Linked DNA regions of Homo sapiens: region 2 is linked to region 1. A link is a contact called in ENCODE Hi-C or POLR2A ChIA-PET data. All regions are on one chromosome and are shown on one strand. Each heading gives the region's core, a stretch centred on a gene start or an enhancer-like site at or near the end of the contact. The rest is flanking DNA. Distances are from core to core; before and after follow the strand shown. Region 1 holds the start of TENT5B (terminal nucleotidyltransferase 5B). Region 2 overlaps SLC9A1 (solute carrier family 9 member A1).

Evidence for each region. Hi-C counts contacts between places; a loop is a spot of excess contacts on that map. ChIA-PET counts read pairs that join two places held with the same protein, here RNA polymerase II (POLR2A). Pooled maps may share reads with other maps.
Region 2: a pooled map shows a loop between it and region 1 (2.8-fold over the local background). The contact joins the enhancer-like site here to the promoter of TENT5B in region 1. A Hi-C loop is called at or near these places in 3 of 168 maps with a recorded cell type or tissue (CD14-positive monocyte and CD4-positive, alpha-beta T cell) and 3 of 50 pooled maps. POLR2A ChIA-PET finds 5 or more read pairs at or near these places in 7 of 52 experiments (AG04450, GM12878, H1 and 2 more).

The regions. Positions count from the first base shown.
Region 1 is chr1:27,009,947-27,016,456 of GRCh38, forward strand. TENT5B (terminal nucleotidyltransferase 5B) reads right to left here and starts at 2,904. Exons shown (of 2, transcript NM_052943.4): 1 at 2,461-2,904. The coding sequence starts at 2,724. RefSeq lists enhancers at 2,150-2,803, 2,804-3,458.
Region 2 is chr1:27,096,870-27,103,905 of GRCh38, forward strand. It overlaps SLC9A1 (solute carrier family 9 member A1), which reads right to left. Exons shown (of 12, transcript NM_003047.5): 6 at 6,354-6,443; 7 at 5,804-5,874; 8 at 5,516-5,689; 9 at 5,147-5,261; 10 at 4,856-4,957; 11 at 4,334-4,406; 12 at 1,940-3,775. The coding sequence ends at 3,438. Among named protein-coding and RNA genes, the nearest start is that of SLC9A1, 55 kb to the right of the region's middle. RefSeq lists enhancers at 4,954-5,812, 5,813-6,671. Within about 2 kb of position 1,767, at least 27 of the 41 ENCODE cell types and tissues checked have a DNase peak (open chromatin) inside an H3K27ac peak, as active enhancers do; they include CD14-positive monocyte and GM12878, where a contact is called at or near this core.

The DNA of each region.
Region 1 (6,510 bases), core at 1,654-4,153:
CAGCCATGGAGGGGGCAGTGGCTGCACCCTCCTTTCTCCCATGCCAAGGCCCTCCCCACAACCACTCTGCTCCAGGCTGCTGCTGAGACCTGCAGGGAGACTGACAGACGCCGTCAGCCAGCAGGCTTACAAAACTCACATGCTCTGCCGCCTGATGCAGGCCCTCTGGCTGCAGCTGGAGAAATCAGATTGTCTAGTTCAATCCTCTGGGCCCAGAGAAGGCAAAGGACTTGTCCAAGGTTACACAACCAATAAAAGGCCTCCCTGCCTGTAGCTCTGGGAAGGCTCCTTACAGTAGGGTGAGTCCCTTTAGTACAGGTACAAGCAAGAACAGAATCTCTAGCCACTCAGATTGCCACTACAGGCAAAGCCTTGCAGGGGGGTAGAGGGAGAAAGGTTCCAATTTTTGAGCCATAGGACAACTCAGCAGCAGTGAAAAGCCCCAAGGCAACAACCGACACCACCCTCCCCCTCTCCCCGCCCCCATCCCTGCACACATCCCAACAGCTTTAGAAGCTGCCAGCTGTGGATTTCTTCCAAGAAACTTTCTTCGCTGTGGAGGCAGCTGTACAGACCAGGTGAAGGCACCTGTCCCCTTTGGAGTCTGGAACCAGAGAGGGTGTTGGAGAGCAGCAGCCTAATCTATCCATCCCAGTTGAACAGATGGGGACACTGAGCCCAGCAAAGAGAATTGACAACAAACAGTCCAGGGCCTGAATCCAGAAGTCCAACTTCCCAGCCCAGCTCTGAAGTCTCTGCTGCCCTTCCTCACCATCGCCGACAGCTCCCTGTTCTGTGCTATCTCTGACCCAGGTCTAGAAGGACATGGCACCACCATTGCATTGTAAAGTTAGCTTCTATTGACCTGGAGTCTCCCCCATCTGGCTAGGAGCACCTGAAGGGATGGAGGCTGAGTCCTAGTCACATCTGTGCCCTTGGTTTCCTAAACAGGGCTTGGCACAGAGCAGACACCAAGAGGCAATCTGAGCCATACTGACAGGGCAAGGACTTCTCCTCCTTCCAGGGTATCCCTTGTTCTTGCAGAGGGGGGCTGCCACACTGGGCTCCACCTTCCCCTCCCTGCCATGCCTGGGGCCACAATCCTGGAGGTGCAGCAGCTGGGGCCCCAGGAATGACTTGACTGTCCCGGGGATTAAAGCCTCGACTGGTTTCCTAATCACCCAGGTGACAGCGAGCAGCCGAGGAATGCCTCGGCGAACTCCACTGGGCCGCGTGTGAGTCAGCCAAGGAGAATCTGCCCCCGCCCCCTCCAGTTCCTAGTTCCTTGGGAGGGTGGGGGAGGTAATCCCCCAGCAGGCAACCCTCCCCCTCTGTGGGAAGCCAAGGTAGTAGGAGGCAGGGGAAAGGCCTACTTCATCCAAAGGAAGCCATCAGTTGGCAGGAACGCACAGGAGTCCTCGCTGGGTTTCTTGGTTTCTTTTATCAAAGGACCCTCCCTAACACCTAGAAGTTGACCTTGGGAGCCGGGGAAGGGGTGGGAAAACATTGAACCTACTGTAATCTGCTCCTGGGAAGACCCAAAATTCCCTAGGTTTGATTTTCACCTCATTAAGTAATCTTGGGTGGCAAACTGCCCCAGCTATAAAATGGGTACAATAATGACCACACTGTGGTATTTCAGAACATGACAGCGTCTGGGCTGTACAGATGAAAAAGCAGTCTTGGGGTCGTTGAGGTTCAGATAAAGGGAAGAGTTGGAGGAGGGAGGGGCTGTCAGAATTCTCTTCTCCCTTTCCTCAGGAGAGAGAGGACGTGGGGCCTGAGGCCTGGGTTGGCCTTCATTTCCAATCTTGGGAAGGAGAAGAAACACCTAAATTGGTCACTTAATGTTGCCCTTGGGGGTGGGGTATCAGGTCTGACCTTCGGCTTAATAAATATTGGGCCACAACCCCAGCTGAGAGAGAGGGAGTCCCTGACAAGTTTTCTTGGCTTTTCCACGGGGTGGAGGGGGAAGGGGGGGTTTCTCCAGCAAAAGGCTGTAGGAGCACAATGGCAGAGGCTGCTCCTAGAACCTCGAGAGAGGAAAGGAGGGTGAGGTCCAGGGATGCCCAGATAGGGAAGGAAAAGCTATTTTGGACTCAAGCATGCACACTTACCCACCCAGGGCCACCTGGCGTCTTTTGTCCTTGCAGGCAGAGACAAATTCTTCCCCCAATGCCCTTGACATCCTCCTCCCCTCTCCCAGCCAGGCCCTGGGTGAGTGATCCGTGGGGAATCAGGGTTCTCCAAGAGTCGAGATGGAAAAGCCAGGTGGGGAAGGATTAGTAGATGCAGGGGGAGGTCTGGTCTACCATTCATAATGCTGTGCAATTGTTACAGCCATGTCCCCGTTCCTCAGTTTCCCTAGCTGTCTAGAAAGTCAAACAGACTACAAATGCCTTCCAGCCACGAGAGCCTCAGAAGGGATTCCCCCACATCCCCCGCCTGGCGTCCTCTCACCTGCACGATCTGCCGGGGCTGCACGCTCAGCGTGGGGAAGTTGCCGCGCCCGTGAATGGGAATCGGCTCGCTCAGAAGAGCGTCCAGTCGCTTCACCTGTGGCCAGCTCAGCCCACTCAGGTGCCGTCCGGGGAAGGCCGATAAGGCCTCCGGGTCGGGGCCGCCGCCTGCCGGGGCTGCCGTGGCCACCGCCGTGGCCGCAGCCGTCCCCACCTGAGCAGCCGCCCGGTCCCTGCGCTCAGCTCCGCTCTCCGACGGCATCATCCGCCCGGCCCCCGGGCCCCGACGGCAGAAACCGTGGGGGTGGTTAAGGGGAGGAGGACAGGGAGAGCGGCTGGGCAGGGGCCAAGGCGGGGGGCACGAAGGCAGGGACGGGGCGGCAACGACGGCGAGACAAAGCCAGGGAACACCTCAGACGGCGACGACTAACCGACCCTAGCGCCTGCAGCCCGCGGCCCAGCGGACTCTTATAGGCCGCGGGCGACGTGCCCATTGGTCCGGGCCGCTGCCAACAGCGAGAGCCGCCCCGCCTCTGAACGCTCCGGACACTGGTCTGTAGAGCTTTGCACGTGAGTCACTGTTCTCTAGGGAGATTCCGATTGGCTAGAGGGCACGCCCCTGCCCCGCCCTCCTTCTCAGGCTGAATTCCCTCCTTTGGTCCTTAAAGAACTTCTGTTCACTGTGATTGGCCCGGGCCTGGACTTAAAGGGACAGCGCCCACCCCGCCCCGCCAGGGTCAGGAGGGAGGGAAGTGACCTGCGGAGTTTGTAGCAGAGTCAGACCACTGAGAAATTCCAGGTTTCTGTTTTTTTTTTTTAGCGCTGGAAGAAATTGAGAAGTCACCTAGCCTTGTCCTGCTATTTTCAGAAGCCCAAAGAGATTGAGCCACGTGATCAACTCTGCACAGCACTGCTCATGCTCTGGCAGTTTTCCAGAGCCTAGGAAAGGTATAATAAACAACTCTGGGCCCGGCGCGGTGGCTCACGCCTGTAATCCCAGCACTTTGGGAGGCCGAGGTGGGCGGATGACAAGGTCAGGAGATCGAGACCATCCTGGCTAACACGGTGAAACCCCGTCTTTACTAAAAATACAAAAAATTAGCCGGGTGTGTGGCGGGCGCCTGTAGTCCCAGCTACTCGGGAGGCTGAGGCAGGAGAATGGCGTGAACCCGGGAGGCGGAGCTTGCAGTGAGCCGAGATTGCGCCACTGCACCCCAGCCTGGGCGACAGAGCGAGACTCCGCCTCAAAAAAAAAAAAATTAATAATAATAATAAACTCTGCATACCAAGGTAAAGGCCTTTTTTTTTTTTTTTTTTTTTTTTTTTCTCGAGACAGAGTCTCGCTTTGTCACCCAGGCTGGAGTGTAGTGGCGCGATCTTGGCTTACCGCAAGCTCCGCCTCCCGGGTTCAAGCAATTCTCCTGCCTCAGCCTCCCGATTAGCTGGGATTACAGGCATGCGCCACCAAGCCCGGCTAATTTTTTTGTGTTTTTAGTAGACACGGGGGTTTCACCATATTGGCCAGGCTGGTCTTGAACTCCTGACCTTGTGATCCACCCACCTCGACCCCCAAAGTGCTGGGATTACAGGCGTGAGCCACTGTGCCCGGCCCTAAAGTAAAGGCTTTCTAAGACACTGTTGATTGGCCTCGCAAACCACAGCATGATGAGCGTTGATGTACAGCATAGCCAATTTAGGGAAGGAGAGATCTGCTCAGAGAGGCTTTGTGATTACCCGACTGTCACACAGCAAACTAGTAAGGCCCTGGTCCTCAACCAGGGCTATAGAATCTGTGGTGCATGTTTTTTCCACTGTACCTATGCAGACCCAGCTCCTTTCTGGAGCTAGAGAACGAATAATGTGTTTACATGTTTTTCTGCAGGTCTAGACAAAACATAATTTAAAAAAAATATGTTTACATGTTTTGCTCTCACACTTTACAGGACCTAGGGGATGAGGCTTATGATTGTCGTTACTTTTATTTTTTATTTTTATCTATTTATTTATTTTTTGAGAGAGGGTCTCACTCTGTTGCCTGGACTGGAGTTGACTGTCATGATCATGGCTCACCACAGCCTCAACCACCCTGGCTCAAGCAATCCTCCCAATCCCAGCCTCCTGAGTAGCTAGGACTACAGGCACACGCCACAGCACCCAGCTAATTTTTCTGTTTTTTTTTTTTTTTTTGTAGAGATAAGGGTCTGGCCATGTTGCCCAGGCTGGTCTTGAACTCCTGGGCTCAAGTGATCTGCCCACTTCAGCCTCCTGAAGTGCAGGGATTACAGGTGTCAACTACTGTGCCTGGCCTGTTATTACTTTTATTTTTCCCCAACCTCACCTGTTGCTTTTAATTTTTTTTTCTGATTTTAAACATGTGCTGTAGCAAAAATTCAGAAATTGAGTCTATCTGATTCATTGCTGCAATTTTTTTTCTTAAATATTGTTCTCCTGACCAGGCACGGTGGCTCACGCCTGTAATCCCAGCACTTTGGGAGGCTGAGGCAGGCAGATCACCTGAGGTCAAGAGTTTGAGACCAGCCTGGCTAACATGGTGAAACCCCATTTCTACTAAAAATACAAAAAATTAGCTGGGCGTGGTGGTAGGCACCTGTAGCACCTGTATTCCCAACTACTCGGGAGGCTGAGGCAGGAGAATCGCTTGAACCTGGGAGGCGGAGATTGCAGTGAGCCGAGATCTGTGCCATTGCACTCCAGCCTAGGCAACAATAGTTATACTCTCTCTCTCTCAAAAAAAAGTTCTCCTAACAATATATTAAATTAAATTTCATTCTCGTAATATTCTCCCATTCGCCTGTCAGGCAGGTTGGGAAGGAGTAATACACCAAATTTACAGGAGAAATCATGACCTAGAAACAGTAAACTACATCCCAATGCCATCAGGTTGACTCTGACAGACCTGGAACTAAAACCCAGGAGCCTGACTCTCACAACAGAGCAGCCACTTCCTCTTTCTGGAGGCGAGCCCAGGCAAGAGGCTGCCCATCTCGCTTCACTCCATCTTGTCTAGGATCAGGGGCTTCCTCTGGCCCTCAGGGAGGGGACACACTACTTGTGCTACTGCTTGACCACGTGACCTTGGGGAAGTCCCTTTCATCATCCTCAAGGCAAGTGCCTGCTTTGTTTTACCTTTTCTTGAAAGCTAAGAAATGGAGGGGACCAGTGGTTCATGCCTGTAAGACCAGGGAGACCTCATCTCTACATAAAAACATAGGGAGACCTCATCTCTATATAAAAATTTTAAAAAGGCCAGGTGCGGTTGTTCACTCCTGTAATCTCACCACTTTGGGAGGCTGAAGCAGGCGGATCATAAGGTCAGGAGTTCAAGACCAGCCTGACCAATATGGTGAAACCCTGTCTCTACTAAAAATACAAAAAATTAGCCGGGTGTGGTGGCACGTGCCTGTAGTCCCAGCTACTTGGGAGGCTGAGGCAGGAGAATTGCTTGAACCCAGGAGGCGGAAGTTCCAGTAAGCTGAGATCGTGCCACTGCACTCCAGCCTGGGCGACAGAGCAAGACTCCATCTCAAAATAAATAAATAAATAAAAATAAATTAAAAAAAAAAAGATAGCAGCCGGAAGTGGTAGCTCATGCCTGTAATCCCCGCACTTTGGGAGGCTGAGGTGGGAAAGTCATCTGAGACCAGGAGTTTGAGACCAGCCTTCATAGCGAGACCTCATCTCTACAAAAATTAAAAGAAAGTAGCCTGGCATGGTGGCACGTGCCTGTGGTCCCAGCTAGTTGGGAGGCTGAAGTGGGAGAATCGCTTGAGGTGGGGAGGTCAAGCCTGCAGTGAGCCATGTTTACACCACTGCACTCCAGCCTGGGTGACAAAAAGAGACCCTGTCTCAGAAAAGAAAAGAAATAGATAGAAATCGCCTTTGGCTGAGTCCAGAGTCTCCAAACCCTTGAACTACCAAGTCTCTCTGAGGCTACTGATGAAAGAGCTTGAGGCTCAGCCACAGCACTGTCTCTTACCCCCACCTCCATACCCCAGCAGAGGAAGGAGGTGTGGGGAAAGGAAACTAACAT
Region 2 (7,036 bases), core at 517-3,016, 86 kb after region 1:
AGGCTGGAGTGTAGTGGCGCGATCTCGGCTCACTGGAAAGTCCACCTCCCAGATTCAAGTGATTCTCCTGCCTCAGCCTCCCTAGTAGCTGGGACTACAAGCATGCACCACCACACCCAGCTATTTTTTTTATTTTTAGTAGAGACGGGGTTTCACCATGTTGGTCAGGCTGGTCTCAAACTCCTGTCCCCAAATGATCCGCCCGCCTCGGCCTCCCAAAGTGCTGGTATTACAGGCATGAACCATTGTGCCCAGCCATTCTCCCATATACGTTAAATCATCTCTAGATTACAATGTAAATACTATGTAAATAGTTGTTACACTTTATTATTTGAATTTTTTCCCCAAATATTCTCAATTTGCAGTTGGTTGAATCCATGGATGCAGAATCCATGAAGGGCCAACAGCACTACACCATTTTACATCAGGAACTTGAGCATGAAAGGATTTTGGTTTCCATGTGGGTCCTGGAACCAATCCCCGGAAAATATGGAGGGATGGCTGTAACATCCATTTCCTGCTAGGGAACCGATGGATACAGGAATAATCCTTTGATAATAACCCTGTAATCCTCTTGGCACTAACCGCTTCAGATTTTGTGAGTTAAACCAGCTCCACACTCAGGTCCCAGACTGGGCAAAGGAGATGCTTTCCTGGACAGCCCAGGTTCGAAGGGTGCCAGGGGTGCGCGCCAAGGCCCCACTGCCCTCTGGTGGTTGGATCCAGGAAATGCACCTCAGGGCTCCAACCTCTGCTGAACCGAGCCCATTAGGGATTGAGCAATCCTTACCCCAAATGCTTGAAAGCAGAAGTGTTTCAGATTTTGGAATATTTGCACATACATAATGAGATATCTTGGGGATAGAATCCAAGTCTAAACACGAAATTCATTTATGTTTCATATACAGTTTCTACCCATAGCCTGAAATTAATGTTACATATTTTATTTTTTTTGAGACAGAGTCTTGCTCTGTCACCCAGGCTGGAGTGCAGTGGTTCCATCTCAGCTCACTGCAACCTTCACCTCCTGGGTTCAAGTGATTCTCCTGCCTCAACCTCCCGAGTAGCTGGGATTACATGCATACATCACCATGCCCAGCTAATTTTTGTATTTTTAGTAGAGATGGGGTTTTGCCATGTTGGCCAGGCTGGTCTTGAACTCCTGACCTCAGGTGATCCGCCCAGCTTGGCCTCCCAAAGTGCTGGGATTACAGGCATGAGCCACCGCGCCCGGCCCAATTTTATATATTTTAAATATTGCACATGCAGCAAAGTTTTGACTGTCTCATGAGGTCAGGTGTGCATTCTCCATTCATGGCGTTGTGTTGGGTTTTCTGATTAGGGAGGCTCAGTTTGTACACACCTGAGCTTATCTCATGCAGGGGTCACTGTCCCCACTTTACAGGTGAGAACTTGAGGGCTTCAGTGACTTCCCACTGCCCTTTTGGTCTTCCCACGGTTAAGAGCAAAATCTTAACCATGGAGCACGCGGCCCCATCCTTGCCTCCCCTGTCACTCTGACCCAGCCACCCGGCCTTTTCTCAGGTCCCAGTGTTCGTGGGCACAGCTCCCAGTTACAATGTTTGGGAACTTTCTGGGTCCTTTTCCACCCGGAAGCCTTGGCTCCTTCTTCAGTCCCCTCCTGGGATCTCACTCACTCGGGACTCAGGAGGGTCCTCCTCGCCGTCCCTCCCTCCCCTCTGCCTCTTTTTCACCTCTTGCACAAACACTGGGCACTGGTTAGTGCCGCTCTCCCCCGCGGGGCAGGGCACGTCCTGCTTAGCTCATTGTGGTATCTCAGTGCCTGGCATGTGGGAACAACCACCCCAGCAGCTGACAGCCATGAAGTGTTTCTGTGCCAGCCTTTGAACTAAGTACTTCACGCCCTCAGGCCACCCTCCCTCCTAAAGACCCTCGTCCCCAGAAAGCAGCCCTTGACTCTATTAAAAACTCACATTGATTTATTAGAATATGAAAAAGATTCAGTTTCTTCTGTACAGGCAGCAGAGTGGCAGCAGCTGCGGTGGCTTGGTACGTGGTTGTCGATGTCACCCTTGCATGGTGACTCCTGCCCAAACAGCACTTGCATGGAGAGGAGGATGGACAGATGGGCCGAGGACCCATGGCCCAGTCCCCTGCAAAAAGGGACACTCTGACTATTGCACAATCCTGGGGGAGTGCCCCAGGGACAAGGGGAAGGAGTGTGTGTGGGCAAAGGTCTCTGGGGGCCCAGGATTCTGCCCAATCCACCAGCCCCAGGGGACAGGGGATCCTCAGGGGAGGCCTTCTCCCCCCCACCGCCTCCACAATGGGCTCCACAGCAGGCAGGGTGTGGTACACACAAGGGAAAGGTTCCAGGGGCCAAACCCAGGGTGGGGGAAGTAAGAGCAGGCCAGCAGGACTGGAGGTCAGGCCCAAGAGCTAGGCAGGTGCCAAGAGGCCAGCATCTGTGAGGCTGGAGAGACTCTTGATTAGGAGTGGGAGTTACTTCTGATGTCACAGTCTTCGAGCAACAGTTAAGAGCCCAGCAGGCAGAGAGACGTGGGGGAGGGGTTGGACAGACAGGCACAGATGAGGAAGGGTAATTCTGGAGTGTGAGGAGGGAGTTAGAGGCAGAGCACTGTTCAGCCAGGGGTTTTCAAAATGTTTTAAAAACAGGAGCGCCCTCTGTGCAAACAATCATATATAGGAGTGTGAACAAACAAAACTTAAAAAGGCAGCACATTCTGGAGCCACGGCCAGTCCTTCCCCTAGCAGCTTCCCCTGAGGGGCCCAGTGGTCCCCGTGGGAGCACAGTTCGAAAAGCTCTGAGTCACGTCACTGTCACCGTAGAAACCACCCCTGCTCCAGGCAGAGACACTCAGAGATGCCCTCAGCCCGCAGCTCTGAGTAAGGACAGGTTGGGTGGTGGCCAGGGTGACAGAGCTGGCAGGAGGAGTGTGAGACCTTGGTGGGTCAGCAGTCCCTCCCCCAGCCATGTGCCTGGTACCCCTGGTTTGTCCCCTGATAAAGCAGGGCCTACTCAAGGGAGGCCTCAGCTCCCTCCCTTCCTGGGTGGGACCACAGCTGAGCCAGAGACTCTTTGGTTAGAAACTAAGATTGGTCTGAATGAGGAGGAGGATGAGGCAGAGGGAGGAGCCTCCGAGGCCCTAGTCCAGGTCCGGGAGAAGCCTGGATCTAGGGAGGGGCAGGGCCGGCCTCACCAGCCCCAGCAGTTCTGCCAAATGGATTGGGGAGGCAGCTCTGGTGGGGAGGATGCTTCCCGGGAGGCGGCAGGGGAGGAGCTGTGCTGGGGTGGGGGCTGTGGGCCCAGCTGCCATGCGGTAGGGGGAGGGGCAGGGCCAATCCGGGTCAGGAAGGGCAAGGGGAGCCCCCAGCAGCCCCTGCTCTGGTGGAAGAGTCTGTGAGGGGACAGGCGCTGCCTGCTGGCCCTGGTGTTACTGCCCCTTGGGGAAGAACGGTTCTCCCTCCCCAGGCTCAGGGTGTGGGCCTGGGTCACTGAGGCAGCGCTGTATCCTCTGGGAGCTGGGGCTGTCACTGGGCGCGGGGGTGAAGACATCGTCGGTTCCTGGGGACGAAGTCTCCTTGCTCCGCATCATGATGCCCCCATCGTCGTCCTCGTCCTCCTCAGCCACCTTTGCAGGATCCCGGCTCAACCCTAAGACTTTGCCCTTCAGCTCTTCATTCACCAGGTCCACAGACTCGGGTGACTGCGGGGAAGCCGGGTCGATGGTGATGACAGGCAGGTCCTCCTTCGGCTCATAGGCCAGTGGGTCTGGGGACCAAGAGCAAGGCACAAGCTGGGTTCCGCTCTGGAGCCCGGCCCAGCACGTGCCACTCGGCCGCGTCAGTGCCTCCTTCAGGCCTTCTCATGAGCACAGCCGTCCCGGTCCCAACAGGCCTCAGAAGCAGGCCTCTGCGACCTTCCACCCCACAGCTTCTCTTCCTCAGACTGTGGCCCTCTCCTTTGACAGGGGCTCCCAGAGGTGTCCCTCCACAGGCCAAGGCCTGGGGCTCCTCCCTGAGTCAGTCTGCCCTGGGGCCCTGCCCTCACGTTCCCCACACGTGTTGGGGGTCTCGATGGGGCAGATACCCTGCCTTCCTGCCAGGCACCGTGGCTCTCCCAGCTCCCCACACAGTCCTCGCCCGGAACGTCTCTCTCCCTAGGGATGGCCCCTGACGTAGAAGCAGCTCATGGCTTGGGAGGGGATCCTGAGGTCAGCGAGGGCCAGGCCTGTCCTCCCAGTGGCTGAGGACTGTTCCTGTGGAGCCCCATCCTCAGGAGGTGGCAGCTCAGAGTGCCCAGTCCTGAGGCCCCTCGCCAGGCCCTTACCTGAGCCGATGCGGGCCCGAGACATGGTGGGTGAGTCCAGCTTGTGGGCTGGCACCGTCAGGTAGTTGTTGATCTGACAGAGAGGACAGACGGGGTGAGCACAGGCAGCTGGGCAGAGGGAGCCCCTCAGGACAGAACCCGGCCAGTGCACACCCCACCTTTCGTATATGCAGGGCGCTTGCTCCCCCTCCCTTGTGCCTGTGTGGGCACCCGTACTGGCCCCTCAGGAGCTCCTAAGGGCTCATCCCAGGCTCCTGTCACAGCCTCCCTGAATACACCTACACTGCTCAGCCTTAAATCCACCCATTCCTCTGTCCCCTGCCACTGCCCTAACCCAGGCCATGCCCCACAACCCCACGCCAATCCCTTGCTTAGAACTCATGGCTCTCCATGCCCTTACACTGCTAAAAGCCCCTCGAAAGCCAAACCCTGTTCCTAGAATGGGTACATTTCCTTAGAGGCTGTGGCGGAGCTTGGGCGAGTGGGGTGGGATACAGATTCCCAGAGGAAGGCAGAGGCTACCTTCTGCTCCAGCTGCCGGGCCTTCTGCCTCCGGAGCAGCATCTGGTTCCAGGCTTCCTCGTAGGGGTCTGCCACCAGCGTGTGTCTGTTGTAGGACCGCAGCTGTGGGAGGGACAGCGTCAGGGCAGTGCGGGCCCCGGAAGGCTCTGCTCATGGAGGGGTGGGGGCAGTGCTGGAGGCCGGGCCAGTCCTGGGGTGGGTGCCGAGGGGCACGGGCAGGGCAGGGCTGCCGTAGAGAGGGGCTGAAGGGCTCCTGTACCCTGGGGGTCGGGCTGGGGAGCAGGCCCTCACCCGCTGCCTGGTCTTCTGCAAGTTGTTCCTCAGGATTTTGCGGATCTCCTCCTCCTTGTCCTTGGACAGTGCTGGCAGGATGCGCTCGGAAGGCAGGGACTTGGGGTGGATGTTCCTGGGGCAATAGGGCATCGGTTAGGTCCCCAAGATTCTTGGGATCCTGGTGCCTCCCAGGTTTGGCCAGAAGGAAGTCACCCTAGGGATGACCCAGGTGGGCGCCAAAGCCTCAGGTCCTTGGTGCGAGCCCACAGCTCTCTTGTCCGCCCCAACAGGACAACAGAAGACCCCGCCCCCCAGGTGGCCACCTCCAACCGGGCTTGAGGGGCCGGTGTGTGGGAGCAGAAGCTGCCTGGTTGCCCCAGCACTCACTGCATGGAGACGGTGGAGACGGCAGAGGGGATCTTGCCCATGCCCCCGCTCTCCACCAGCTCGATGGCCTGCTTCATCTCCATCTTGTGGTAGAAGGCAATGAGCTGGGGCTCCTTGGAGCGCTCGCCAGCTATCAGACACTTCTTCACATATTTCTTATTAAACCGGTTGAGCCTGGTGGGAGGAGGAGGGAGACGGATGGCGCCAGCTTCCAGGAGTGGGGAGATGCCCAGGCCCAGGAGACCCTTGCCTGCCCCTCCCTGCCTGCCCACCAGGCCTGCCACCTACTTGTCCTTCCAGTGGTGGTGACCGTAGTGGCCACAGATGTCTTCGATGCCTGTCAGAAGGTGGTCCAGGAACTGAAAGGGGCCCAGGGCCAAGTCAAGCCTCGCTGTGGGGCGCCTTCCCTACCAAGACCTCTGACTAGCCCCACTCCCTCCCGTAGCTGCAGCCCTGCTGGGTCCAGCCCTGTGGTTCCATGAGCAGCCAGGAGGTGGCGCCCACACTCCACTCATCGAACCCAGCGGCCCTGACTCTGGGTATCTCGAAGCCTTGCCTGTGTCCGGCTGAGCCCCCTTCTCTAATCCCACCTGGGACCTATGCCTGGGATAGGTTTCAAATGGAGGCAGAGATGGCATGATGCCCCCTCCTCAGGCTCCCAGCTGCTCACACCACACCTTCCTATGGCTAGACCCTGGCGGCCTCCTGGGGCAGAGGGAGCCCCTGGGCACTGGCACAGGGAGAAGGGGCTGATGGGGGGCAGAGACTTGAGGCCCAGCTGCTCCCTATCTCCCTGTTCCTCCTTCTGCAACCAAGGGCCCAGCCCGCACTCCAGTACCTGTGTGTGGATCTCTTCGTTGATGGAGCGCTTCGTCTCTTGCTTTTTCTTCACAGCCAACAGGTCTACCAGGGGCCGAATGGTCATGCCCTGGGGGGCAGGCAGGTGTCAGGCACTCCAGTTCTGCTACCCAGGCAGGGAGGCCACAGAGCCTCCCTCCCTCACCCCAGGCCCCCAAGGCTAGGATGCCCTCTCTGCTCTGCTCTCTCCCAGGACCCAAGGGTGTGAGAACTCTCCCACCTCCCAGCACTTATCTAAAGACAGGTCCTTAAGGCCTGCTTCTTCCTGGAGACACGGTCAGAGGTTTCACTGCCAAATGACCCCCACACTGGTCATCTGGCCTGGGCCAGGCAGCAGACAGCCTGGGTTCAGATGTGGACTGCACCACAGACTTGCTCTGCAACCCCATGGAAGTCAGGCCCCACACACAGGGAAAACTACCTCTGCACTGCCTCCCCACCAGGACTGTGAGGAGGACCGAGTAATAACAGCAGCAGCAGATGGAACTGCACACCTGCCATGTGACCAACACACGTGCTTGGAAGTGTTCTAGCATCAATCAGCTCTCCAATATCCGCAACACTAAGAGGGAGGTCCTTCCATTGTCTCTATTTAACAGATGCAGAAACTGAGGCTCAGAGAGGATAAGCAGCTTTCTAAGATCCCAGAGAAGCAGTAAAGCC